2 separate regions of the Homo sapiens genome follow, and region 1 is linked to region 2. Evidence: chromatin loops called from intact Hi-C (ENCODE). Cell type or tissue: PC-3. All regions are shown on one strand. Links, peaks and the distances in the headings refer to the core of each region. The heading gives the core; the rest is flanking DNA.

Region 1 (6,516 bases), core at 2,062-4,561, 49 kb before region 2:
GTTTAAGGAAGAAAACATACGTATTTTTTCCATTTTAAGTGGTACATAATGTGCTTCTTTAAAATAATTTCAGCACTTACTATAAATGCTGGCATTTGAGTAACTTTCCCCTGTGCAGACCAAAGGCTTATCACGGTTTAGGCTTTGTTCCTTGTCTTATGTTGGTCATCAATTCATTTGACAAGTTTCATTAAAGTACTTTACCTCCAGGCTAGAGTGAGTGAAATGTGTATTACTCAAATTAAAATTGATGTTGTTCCACAGAGAAATTTCATAACAGATGTTACCTAATTTGTTCAGAAGACATTTTATTTTGTTCACAACATGCATGTTCTAGCATAATCTCAGTCTCTTAGATATAGATAGAAGTTGGTAAATGAATGCTCCCAGTTTCTAAACATCTAATACATTGGTTACATTTGTTGATCCAGTAATTCTGTGAAAATTTTGTGTTTCTCTACCTTTATACCTAATAATTTTGCAAGTTGAAATGTCTTAGCTTGTTCCTATTCAGTTCCACCCAGTAATATGGAAATAATCCTTGCTCTAGTTTTAAGTAAGTTGAGGAGTCTGAGCAGTCTTCCAGTATCAAGTATACCTTGCTTCAGTAGCAATCTGATATAATTTCCCACTTTTAATCATGGAGATTTTCCTGAGAGAGTAAGTTCTTTGTATAATGAATAACCCAGGGAGAATTGCTCTCATAGCCACGTAATTATTGTTTTCTCATTTTTTGGTAAACTGAAGATGAAGCTTATCCATCACAATGTCTTTTACTAAATATAACAGAAACCCCAACTCTAATGTATTTAAATAATAAGGCTACTTGTTATTTCATATAATAATAGGTGGTGGTTCGCAGGCCTTATGGTTAGTTCATTCAGACATATTTCAATAACATCATTAATAATCCAGTTTCTTTTTTTCTTGTTATTCTTTTTTTTTTTTTTTAACTTTGCCATTTCCTTGGTGCCAGCTTTTCCTTTGGCCTTAGTAACATCAAAGTTTCAGGTTGGTTGAGGCTATTCTGAGCATAAAGTCCAAAAAATATCTTCTGGGAGAAAAGAAATGTGTTTCTGTTCTGTCTACCTAAGAGGTAGGTAACTCTTGCAGAGGCCTTTCCGTAAACTACCCTTTGTATCTCATTGGTTATAACTGGGTAACATGCTTACCCCTAAACCAAAAGAAATAATACATGGATCAATATGACTCCTGATAATCTTTCAGGGGTGTTACAAAGTCAAAACTATTTTCATTATGATACTAAGATACCATTTGCCTTCTTCAGTATGTTGACTGATGGGACAAAGGTAATGGTGTGTAAAACTGCTAATACCTTAGCAAAAATCAAGGCATTGGTGCTGAACTGCATTAGCAGTTATCATACTGTTGTATTATTGACTGCTATGCAATTGCCTTTTTAAAAAAAAAAAGCCAATTTTATGCATTTTATCTGAGAATGTCCTTGATTTGCAGAAGAAATTTATTTTATCAGACTATATTTTTTTAATTTTTAATTTCTACATTTTGTGGATACAGAGCAGATGTATGTATGTATTTATGGGTTATAGGAGATATTTTGATACAGGCATACAAGTGAACTATTTCTCCATTAGTTCACTCGTTTTAAATTTTAGCTACCACAAATAAGTAAGATTAGTTTGTCTTTCTGTACCTGGCTTATTTCACTTAACATAATGACTTCCAGTTCCATCCATGTTCTTGCAAAGGACAAGATCTTGTTATTTTTTTAAGGCTGAATAGTACTCCATTGCGTATATGTACATTTTCTTTATGCATTCATCTGTTGATGGACACAGGTTGCTTCCAAATCCTGGCTATTGGGAGCAGAGCTGCAACAAACATGCGAGTGCAGATATGCCTTTGATATACTGATTTCTTTTGGTTATATACCAAGCAGTGAGATTGGTAGATTATATAGTAGCTCTATTTTTAGTTTTTTGAGGAGCTTCCAAACTGTTCTCTATAATGCTTGTACTGATTTACATTCCCACTAACAGTGTACCAGTATTCCCCTTTCTCCACATCCTTGTCAGCATGTATTGTTGCTTGTATTTGAAAAAAGCCATTATAACTACAGTGCAATGATATCTCATTGTAGTTTTAATTTGCATGTCTTTGATAATAAGTAATAGTGAGCAGCTCTGCATATACTTGTTTGCCATTTGTATGTTTTCTTTTGAGAAATGTCTATTCAGATGTTTCGCCAATTTTAAAAATCAGAGTATTAGATTGTATCTTCACAAGTCATTTGAGCTGCTTATATATTCTATTTATTAATCCCTTGTTAGATGGGTAGTGTGCAAATATTCTATTCTGTGGATTTTCTCTTCACTTTGTTGATTGTTTCCTCTGCTGTGCAGAAACTTTAGATGTGATCCCATTCAGTCATATTTGCTTTTTTTGCCTGAACTTGTGGGGTATACTCAATAAATCTTTGCCCAGTCCAATGTCCCAGAGAGTTTTCCCAAATTTTTCTTTCAGTAGTTTCATAGTTTGAGGTCTTAGATTTAAGTTTTCAATTTATTTTGATTTGATTTTTGTACATGGCAAGAGATAGATAGAGGTCTAGTTTTGTGCTTCTGCATATAGAGTTGCAGTTTTTTCAGTACTATTTATTGAAGAGACTGTCCTTTTCCCAATGTTATGTTCTTGGCATCTTTGTTGAAAATTAGTTCACTGTAGATATACGGATTTGTATTGGGGCTCTCTACTCTGTTCCATGGGTCTGGGTCTGTTTTTATACCAGTATGATGCCATTGTGGTTTCTCCAGCTTTGTTGTATAATTTGAAGTAAGATTATGTGATTCCTTCACTTTTGTTCTTTTTGCTTAGGATAACTTTGGCTATGTGGGGTCTTTTGTAGTTCCATATAAATTTTGGGTTTCTTTTTCTATTTCTGTGAAGGATGTCATTCTTATTTTGATAGGAATTGTATTAAATCTTTATATTTCTTTGAATAGTATTGACATTTTAACAATATTGATTCTTCTAGTCTGTGACAAAAGAATATCTTTCTTTTTTGGAGTTCTCTTCATTGTTGAATGAATGTTTTATAGTTTTCATTGTAGAGATCTTTCACTTGTTTGGTTTACTTAATTCCTAGGTACTTAATTTCATTTGTGGCTATTGTAAATGGTATTACTTTCCTGATTTCTTCTTCTGATTGTTTGCTGTTGGCATATAAAAATTCAACTAATTTTTGTATGTTGATTTTGTATCTTACAACTTTACTGAATTTATCAAATAGCTTTTTAGTGGAGCATTTGGAATTTCCAAATATAAAATCATATCATTTACAGACAAGAATAATTTGACTTCCTCTGCCAGGGTCTGACCTACAGACCCAGGATGCACAATGGATGAATAACATACTCAGACACCAATATTCAGTAAAAGAGCAAGCCAGGGAGCCAGGCCACTCACAGAAAGAGTTTTGGCAGCCACACACCCTGACTAGTTGGCTCTATGGTCACTTACTCAGCACAGATTTAATGCCAAAGGCTTTGAGTCAACCACCTGAGGGTAATTAATCAATCTGGTCGCCCACCCACCCCCCCGCCACCCCCCCGCACCCCCCCCGAGAGATCAGTCCTGCCTTCGAATGATCAAAGGTCAGTCTTGGGACCAGATGAGTAAACAAGCTCTTTAGATAACTCCCTTGCATTCCTTTGTACCTACTCTAAGCTACTAACTTAAGGTAAGAGGATTAGGCTGCCTTCAGCCAAATCTTTCACTAAAGCTACACAAACCTCCCAGCCTTCCAAGAAAGTTTGTGTCTATTTCCTATAACTTTATCTTTATAATTTTTCCCACCACTTTGACTGATCCCCTACATTCTTTCTTTCCAATTTAGATGCCTTTATTTTATTTTCTTGTCTGATTGCTCTAACTAGGACTTTCAGTACTATGTTGAATAACAGTAGTGAAAGTGGGTACCCTTATCTTCTTCCAGGTCCTAGAGGAAAGAGTTTTCATTTTTTCCCCATTCAGTATGATAATAGCTATGGGTCTGCCATATATGGCTTTTACCATGTTGAGATATGCTTCTTCTATATGCAATATTTTGAGTTTTTATTATGAAGGGATGTTGAAGCTTATAAAATGCTTTTTCAGCAGCAGTTGAAATTATTATATGGTTTTTGCCCTTAATTCTGTTGATATAATGTACCACATTGATTGATTTGTGTATATTAAACCATCTGGCAACACTGGGAATATTAGTCTGTTCTTACACTGCTATGATGAAATACCTGAGACTGGGGAATTTATAAAGGAAAGAGGTTTTATTGATTCATGGTTCTGCAGGGCTGAGGAGGCCTCAGGAAACTTACAATCATGGCAGAAGGGGAACCAAACATTGGCAACAAGGAGACGTGCCAAGCAAAAGATGAAAAGTTCCTTATAAAACCATCAGATATCATGAGAACTCACTCATTATCTCAGGAACAGCAGCATGGGAGTAACCACCCCCATGGCTCAATTACCTCCCACTGGGTCCCTCCCACAACACATGGGGATTATAGGAACTACAATTCAAGATGAGATTTGAGTGGAGACACAGCCAAACCATATTATTCTGCCACTGGCCTCTTCCAAATCTCATGTCCTCACATTTCAAAACAAAATCATGCCTTCCCAATAGTCCCTCAAAGTCTTAATTCATTCCAACATTAACCCAAAAGTCTAAGTACAAAGTCTTATCTGAGACAATATAAGTCCCTTCCACCTACGAGCCTGTAGAATATAAAGCAAATTAGTTACTTCCTAGAAACAATGGAGGTACAGGCATTGGGTCAATACATCTGTTCCAAATGGGAGAAATTGGCCAAAACAAAAGGGCAATAGGCCCAATGCAAGTCCGAAATTCAACAGAGCAGTCATTAAACCTTAAAGTTCAAAAACAATCTCCTTTGACTCCATGTCTCACATCCAGGTCATGCTGATGCAAGACATGGGTTCCCATGGTCTTGGGCAGCTCCGCCCCAGTGGGTTTGCAGAGTACACCCACCCCCCTGGCTTCTTTCATGAGCTGGTGTTGGGTGTTTGCGGCTTTTCCAGGTACATAGTGCAAGCTATCAGTGTTTCTACCATTCTGGGGTCTGGAGGACGGTGGCCCTCTTCTCATACCTCCATTAGGCAGTGCCCCAGTGGGGAATCTGTGTGGGGGCTCCAACCTCACAGTTCCCTTTCACACTGCCCCAGCAGAGGTTCTCCATGAGGGCTGCAACCCTGCAGCAAACTTCTGCCTTGATATCCAGGCAATTCCATACAACCTCTGAAATCTAGGCAGAAGTTCCAAAACCTCAATTCTTGACTTATGTGCAACTGCAGGCTAAACAACACTTGGAAGCTGCCAAGGCTTGGGGCTTGCACCCTCTGAAGCCACGACCCGAGCTGAAACTTGGCCCCTTTAGCCATGGCTGGAGTAGCTGGGACACAGGGCACCAAGTCACTAGGCTGCACATAGCAGGGGGGCCATTGGGCCTGACCCACAAAACCATTTTTTCCTCTTGGGTCTCTGGGCCTGTGATGTGAGGGGCTGCTGTGAAAGTCTTCAACATGCCCTGGAGACACATTGTCTTGGAAAGCTCCTCGTTACTTATGCAAATTTCTGTAGCAGGCTTGAATTTCTCCTCAGAAAATGGGTTTTTCTTTTTTATCGCATTGTCGGGCTGCCACTTTCCCAAACTTTTGTGCTCTGGTTCCTCTTAAACCCTTTGCCACTTAGAAATTTATTCTGCCAGATACCCTAAATCATCTCTCTTAAGTTAAAAGTTCCACAGATCTCTAGGGCAGGGGTAAAGCACAGCAAAAATCACTTTTACTCCAATTGCTACCAAGTTCCTCATCTCCATCTGAGACCATCTCAGCCTAGATTTCATTGTCCATATCACTATCAGCATTTTGGTCAAAGCCATTCAGCAAGTCTCCAGGAAGGCTCAAACTTCCCCAGATCTTCCTGTCTTCTTATGAGCCCTCCAAACTGTTCCAACCTCTCCCTGTTACCCTGTCCCAAAGTTGCTTCCACATTTTCGGGTATCTTTAGAGCAGCACCCCACTCTCTGCAGTATTAATTTATTGTATTAGTTCGTTCTCACACTGCTATGAAGAAATACCTGAGACTGGGTAATTTATAAAGGAACAAGGTTTGACTCACAGTTGTACAGGGCTGGGGAGGCCTCAGAAAACTTACAATCATGGTGGTAGGAGAAGCAAACATGTCCTTCTTTACCTGGCAGCAGCAAGAAGAAGGGCCAAACAAAAGGGGAAAAGCCCCTTATAAAACCATCATATCTCATGAGAACTCACTCACTATCATGAGAACAGCATTCAGGTAACCACCCCCATGATTTAATTACCTCCCACTGAGTCTTTTTCATGACACATGGGATTATGGGAACTACAGTTCATGATGAGATTCAAGTGGGGACACAACCTGACCATATCACTGGGATAAATCCTGTTTGGTCATGATGAATGATCTTTATAATA
Region 2 (6,516 bases), core at 2,642-5,141:
TGATAAGACTTCAGTGCATTTCTCTGAGCGCTCCTCCAGCCACCTCTGTCAAGGTGGTGACATCTGCCAACAACTTATTATTGCATTTATTTACCTGCTTTAGCCACAACTGGTTTCTACCCAGGAACACGTCCCCTATTGGCATGAAGCCCGAACTATTCAACCCAGTAAATAAAATATTGGGGTAAAATAAATAAATTAAAAATGCAAACCACGAGGGAATGAGATAAGCTTCAAGAGACCTCTGCCATTCCAACCCCATAGGAGATAATCTGCTCACATACCAGCATATTGCCAGTACAGCCAGTATCTGAGAAAGCCATTATTAAAAGTTTCTCTATAACCAAGGAACCTGTACATGTTCTTCACTCCTAAAAGCATCACAAGCCAAATTAGGGTATAATACACTACACATATTAAAGTCACATCCTTGAGGGGGGGAAAAAGAAATATAAAAAAATCAAATAAAAAATGTTCAGGAATAATTAGAACAAATAGCCTATCTAAATTAGAAGAAACCAGAAAAATAATTCTGGTAATACGACAAAACAGAGTTCTATAACAACCCTAAAAATCATACTAACTTTCCAGCAATGGATCCAAACCAAAATGAAATATTTTAAATACGAGATGAAGAATTCAGAAGGTGAATTATTAAGCTCCTCAAGGAGATACCAGGGAAAGACAAAACCAACATAAAGACATTTAAAAAAACAATTCAGGATGTAAATGAAAATTTTTCTAAAGAGATAGATATTTTAAAGAAAAACTTCAGAATGTCTGGAAATAAAAGACACATTTAGGAAATTACAAAATGCAGTGTAAAGTATTAAGAAACTAGACGAAATAGAAGAAGGAATTTCAGAGCTCAAAGACAAGGCATTCAAATTAACCCAATGAGACAAAAATAAAGAATAAAGAATCAAAAGAAATGAGCAAAGGCCTCCAAGAAATATGGGATTATGTAAAATGGCCAAGCCTAAGAATAATTTATGTTCCTAAGCGAAAAAAGAAAGCAAAAAAGTTTGGAAAACTTATTTGAGGGAATAATTGAAGAAAATTTTCCTGGCCTGGCTAGAAATTTAGATGTCCAAATACAAGCAGCTCAAAGAACTCCCAGGATATTCATTGCAAAAAGGACACCACTAAGGCACATAGTCACCAGGCTACCTGAAGCCAACATGAAAAAAAAAATTCAAAGAAAAGTGAGGCAAAAGCATCAGGAAACCTATCTATAAAGGAAAATCTAGCAGACTAACAGCAGACTTCTCAGTGGAAACCTTACAAACCAGAAGGGATTGGGGTCATATCTTTAGTCTCCTTAAACAGAATAATGGTCAGTCAAGAATTTTGTATCCTGCAAAACTAAGTTTCATAAATGAAGGAGAAATAAATTTATTTTCAGACAAACAAATACTGAGAGAATTTGTCACTACAAGACCAGCCCTAAAAGAAATGCTAAAAGGAGTTCTAAATCTTGAAATAACAGTTTAATATGCACCAGAATAGACCTCTTGAAAGACTCTTGGAACTCACAAGACCTATAAAAAATAACACAACAAAGAAAATAAAGTATCTAGGTGTATTAATCCATTATCACACTGCTATAAAGAACTACCTGATACTGGATGATTTATGAAGAAAAGAAGTTTAATTTACTCATAGTTCCACAGGCTCCCCAGGAATCATAGCTGGGAGGCCTCAGGAAATTTACAATCATGGCAGAAAGTGAAGGGGAATCAGGCATGTGTTACCATGGTGAAGCAGGAGAGAAAATGAAGGGGGAAGTGCCACACACTTTTAAACAACCAGATTGCCTAAGAACTCACTATCACAAGAACAGCAAGGGGAAATGCACCGCCATGATCCAATTGCCTCCCACCAGGTCCCTCCCCCAACATTGGGAATTACAATTCAACATGAGATTTGGGTGGAGGCACAGAGCCTAACCATATCACTAGGTAACAATTAACATGATGAATGGAAAAGTACCTCACATTTCAATGTTAACATTGAACATAAATGACCTAAATGCTCCTCTTAAAAGATAAAGATTAGCAGAATGGATAAAAAATTACAAACCAAATATCTACTATCTTCAAGAGATTCATCTAACATGTAAGGATTCATAAAAACTCAAGGTAAACGGGTTGGAAAAGATATTTTATGGAAATGGAAACCAACAATAAGCAGGAGTACTGAGAAGAATTGGTACCAATCCAAAAGACTGAGAAAGAGGAAATTCTCCCTAATGAACTGAAGCCAGTATCACCCTGATACCCAAACCAGGAAAGGACATAACCAAAAGAGAAAACTACAGACCAATATATTTGATGAACATAGATGGAAAAAATAAACCTGATGAACACAGATGGAAAAATCCTCAACAAAATGCTAGGTAAATGAATACATCAGCACATCAGAGAGGTAATATACCATGATCACGTGCATTTCATCTTAGGGATGCAGGGATGGTTTAACATATGCAAGTCAATACATGTGATATACCACATAAACATAATTAAAAACAAAAACCATATGATCATTTCAATAGATGCAAGAAAAAGCATTTGAAAAACATCCAGCATCCCTTTATAATAAAAGCCCTCCACACACTAGGCATAAAAAGGACATATCTCAAAATAATAAAAGCTATATATGATAAACCCACAGGCAACATCATACTGAATGGGGAAAAGTTGAAAGCATTCCCCCTGAGAACTGACTCTAGGCAAGGACACCCGCTTTAAATACTTCTATTCAACACAGTACTGGAAGTCCCAGCCAAAGCATTCAGGCAAGAGAAAGAAATAAACGGCATCCAAATTGTAAAAAAGGAAAGTCAAACTACCACTGTTCGCCAATGATTTAGTTGTATACCTAGAAAACCCCAGACTCCTCCAAAGGACTACTAGATTTGATAAATGAATTCAGTAAAGTCTCAGGTTACAAAATCAGTGTACACACATCAGTAGCACTGCTATATACCAACAATGACCAAGATGAGAATGAAATCAAGAACTCAATCCCTTTTACAATAGCTGCAAAAAAATTAAAATACCTTGGAATATGCTTAACCAAGGAGGTGAAAGATCCATACATGGAAAGCTATTAAACACTGCTGAAATAAATTACAGATGACACAAACAAGAGAAAATACATTCCAGACTCATGGATTGGGAGAATTAATATCATGAAAATGACCTCACCGCCCAAAGCATTCTAACAATTCAATGCAATTCCTATAAAATATTAAGATCATTTTTTACAGAATTAGAAAAAAAATTCTAAAATTCATATGGAACCAAAACAGAGCCTGAATAGCCAAAGCAATCCTAAGCAAAAAGAACAAATCTAGAGGCATGACATTACCTGACTTCAAATTATACTACAAGTCTATAGTTACCAAAACAGCATGGTATTGCTATAAAAGTAGACACTGGACCAGTGGAACAGAATAGAGAACCCAGAAATAAAGCCAAATACTTACAGCCTTACTGCTTTATCTTTGAAATAGATAACAAAGATAACGAAACATAAATTGGCAAAAGGACATCCTACTTAATAAATGGTGCAGAGAAAACTGGATAGCCACATGTGGAAGAATGAAATTGGATCCCTATCTCTCATACAAAAAATCAACTCATGATAGATCAAATACTTAAATCTAAGACTTAAACCATTAAAACTCTAGAAGACAACCAAGGAAAAGCTCTTCTGGATATTAGTTTAGGCAAAGAATTTATGACTAAGTCCCCAAAAGCAAATGCCACAAAACCAAAAATAAATAAATGGGACCTAATTAAACTAAAAAGTTTCTTCATAGCAAAACAAATAATCAGCAGAGTAAACAGACAACCCACAGAGTTGGAGAAAAAGACTAATATCCAGAATCTATAATGAATTCAAATCATCAAGAAAAAAAAAATCCCATCAAAAAGCAGGCAAATGGCATAGATACTTCTCAAAAGAAGATACAGAAATGGTTAACGAACATATAAATAAAATGCTCAACATCACTAATCATCAGGAAATTCAAATTAAGACCACAATGAGCTACCACGTTACCCTTGCAAAAATGGCCATTATTAAAAAGTAAAAAAACAATAGATGTTGTCATACATGTAGTGAAAAGGAAATGCGTATACATTGCTGGTGGGAATGTAAATTTGCACAACCACTGTGGAAAACAGTATAGAGGTTTCTTAAAGAAGCAAAAGTATTCAGTTTGTACAACAGTAATTGTGGGTTTTGCCATTACTTTAATAGTAAAATTACTTTAATTAATTACTGCTGCACTAACCTATCTATCAGCAATCCTGCTCCTGGATATCTACCCAAAGGAAAAATCATTGTATCAAAAAGACTCCAGCATGTATATGTTTACTGCAGCACAATTCACAATTGCAAAGATATGGAACCAACCTAAATGAGTGGATAAAGAAAATGTGGTGTATGTGAAATATATATGTCTATCGTGTGTGTGTGTGTGTGTGTGTGTGTGTGTGTGTGTGTATAATTTTCTCTGTGTCTCACCTTTGATAAACTTTGAAATTTGTATACAGAAAACATTTGACCTGGCTTTCACAGAGTTACCCCTGGACTAAAAATCAAAGTGGGAGAAAAACAGATGAATGTTATATGCTTTTTAAATTGATAATAATGTTTGTGATTTAGAATGCCAGTGTGTGCATTCAGTGAAAAATGACTATTAAAAATCCAGCAGTGGCCATATCAGTGTTTTAGAACATTTGCTTAAATAAAGGAATCTTGGATTCAGTCATCAGGTTAAGAGAAGTCTTGGCTGGGCGCGGTGGCTCACGCCTGTAATCCCAGGACTTTGGGAGGCCAAGGCGGGCAGATCACGAGGTCAGGAGATCGAGACCATCCCGGCTAACACGGTGAAACCCCGTCTCTACTAAAAATACAAAAAATTAGCCAGGCGTAGTGGCGGGCGCCTGTAGTCCCAGCTACTTGGGAGGCTGAGGCAGGAGAATGGTGTGAACCCGGGAGGCGGAGCTTGCAGTGAGCCGAGATCCCGCCACTGCCCTCCAGCCTGGGCGACAGAGCGAGACTCCGTCTCAAAAAAAAAAAAAGAGAGAAGTCTCAAGTGACGTTTCCAGAGTCATATATTTCTGCTTTTGTTAAAACATCCACAATATTAATCCAGTAGTGACCAGAGACTCTGAGTCTCAACATCATTAACACACACAAACACACACACAATAGTTCAATGATATTACCTAGGTGAAGACAATTGGATGCAAAATCAGTTAATCAATATTAATTTATTTGAATGGAAATGCCCAATAAATGAAAGTATGATCATGTATATCTAAGCATAGGTTCCTGATACCTAAATATAGTTTTCAAACTGTCAATATTGTACAAAGATGCTCAATGACTTTGCCTTTATTACATCTTTCTTCTATGCTTTAGGAGGTGGTTCTGGGAAAAGATATTTTATAAGGTTACAAAAGCTTATTGCTTTAAAAACTTCAGTAGTCTTAAGAGATGGCATCTTGATGTAGAGTCATATTCCCAGAAGCTTTAACAATGCAAAATATGGGGTACTGTAGTGACCTTTTAGTTACACCCATAGCTTCCAGGATACTTCCTGGGAAACAGACAAGCAGCATACTCCATCTATTGCTGACCTTGAGCTAGTTACTCATTCACAAAAGTTCTATTTGAATTCAGTGTTGGCATTCATACTTGAATTTAGAGTAGAAACAGGGACACTGCATGCATATAAAAATGATTAATTTCTGAATTCAATTAACTGATAAACTGTTTCATTGTTCTTTTAGGTGTTTTTCCATCTCTGGTTTTAAAATTTAGTTCTTGTTTTATAGTTTTTACTAAACTTTCACAAATTAATCTTCTAAGACAGTTTCTTTCTTGATGGTATCTGTTTTCCTCAGCCTACAGAAAATTTCACTTTATCCATTGAATAATAGGTATTGACTGCATTCTATGTGTATAACATACTAGACACTAGTGAGAACACACAGGTATAAAAACTATTGAGAATTGTATAGTCTCATTGAGAAAGCAAGTCAGTCTCAAAAGGATATAGTGTTGTCTATAAATTCTACAGAGGGTCAGACAAGGGGAGACAGTTGTGGATCTCCATGATCATGGAAGTCTTCACAGCAATGGGAGAAAATATTCCCAGCATGCAGTAATAGAGTTTTTAAAAAATTAAAAGGCAAGAAAAAAAGTTGTCTGTAGGCCCCTGAGGCAATAGTTGTTGCTGGATCACATGGTTAATAAGATAAAGTGGAAAACATATTATTACAAAATACATCAAGACCGGATTACAGAGTCTCATTAAAAAGGGCCAACAGAATATTTTAATAATTTAAGCAACTGCGAGTCTGTTAATCCGATTAAAAATAAATTCTCCAAAAGCCAACACTGAAGGCTTTATCCTGCTAACAATTTTTTTTTTTTTTTTTTGAGATGGAGTCTCACTCTGCAGCCCAGGCTGGAGTGCAGTGGCGCGATCTCAGC

What was found. Peaks named below come from ENCODE experiments on the same cell type or tissue, not always from the same donor. Only the 100,000 strongest peaks of a DNase experiment are listed, where the experiment ranks them.
Region 1: a loop joins it to region 2, with 4 times the contacts of the local background. A loop is called at or near these places in 1 of 110 quality-filtered maps.

Annotation. Positions count from the first base shown.
Region 1 is chr14:40,161,328-40,167,843 of GRCh38, reverse strand. No RefSeq gene overlaps it. Among named protein-coding and RNA genes, the nearest start is that of FBXO33, 730 kb to the right of the region's middle. In PC-3, for the core only: no CTCF peak of the experiment used is centred there; a DNase peak (open chromatin) is centred at 3,503; H3K27ac peaks cover 1,574 bases.
Region 2 is chr14:40,112,974-40,119,489 of GRCh38, reverse strand. No RefSeq gene overlaps it. Among named protein-coding and RNA genes, the nearest start is that of FBXO33, 680 kb to the right of the region's middle. In PC-3, for the core only: no CTCF peak of the experiment used is centred there; a DNase peak (open chromatin) is centred at 3,739; H3K27ac peaks cover 1,541 bases.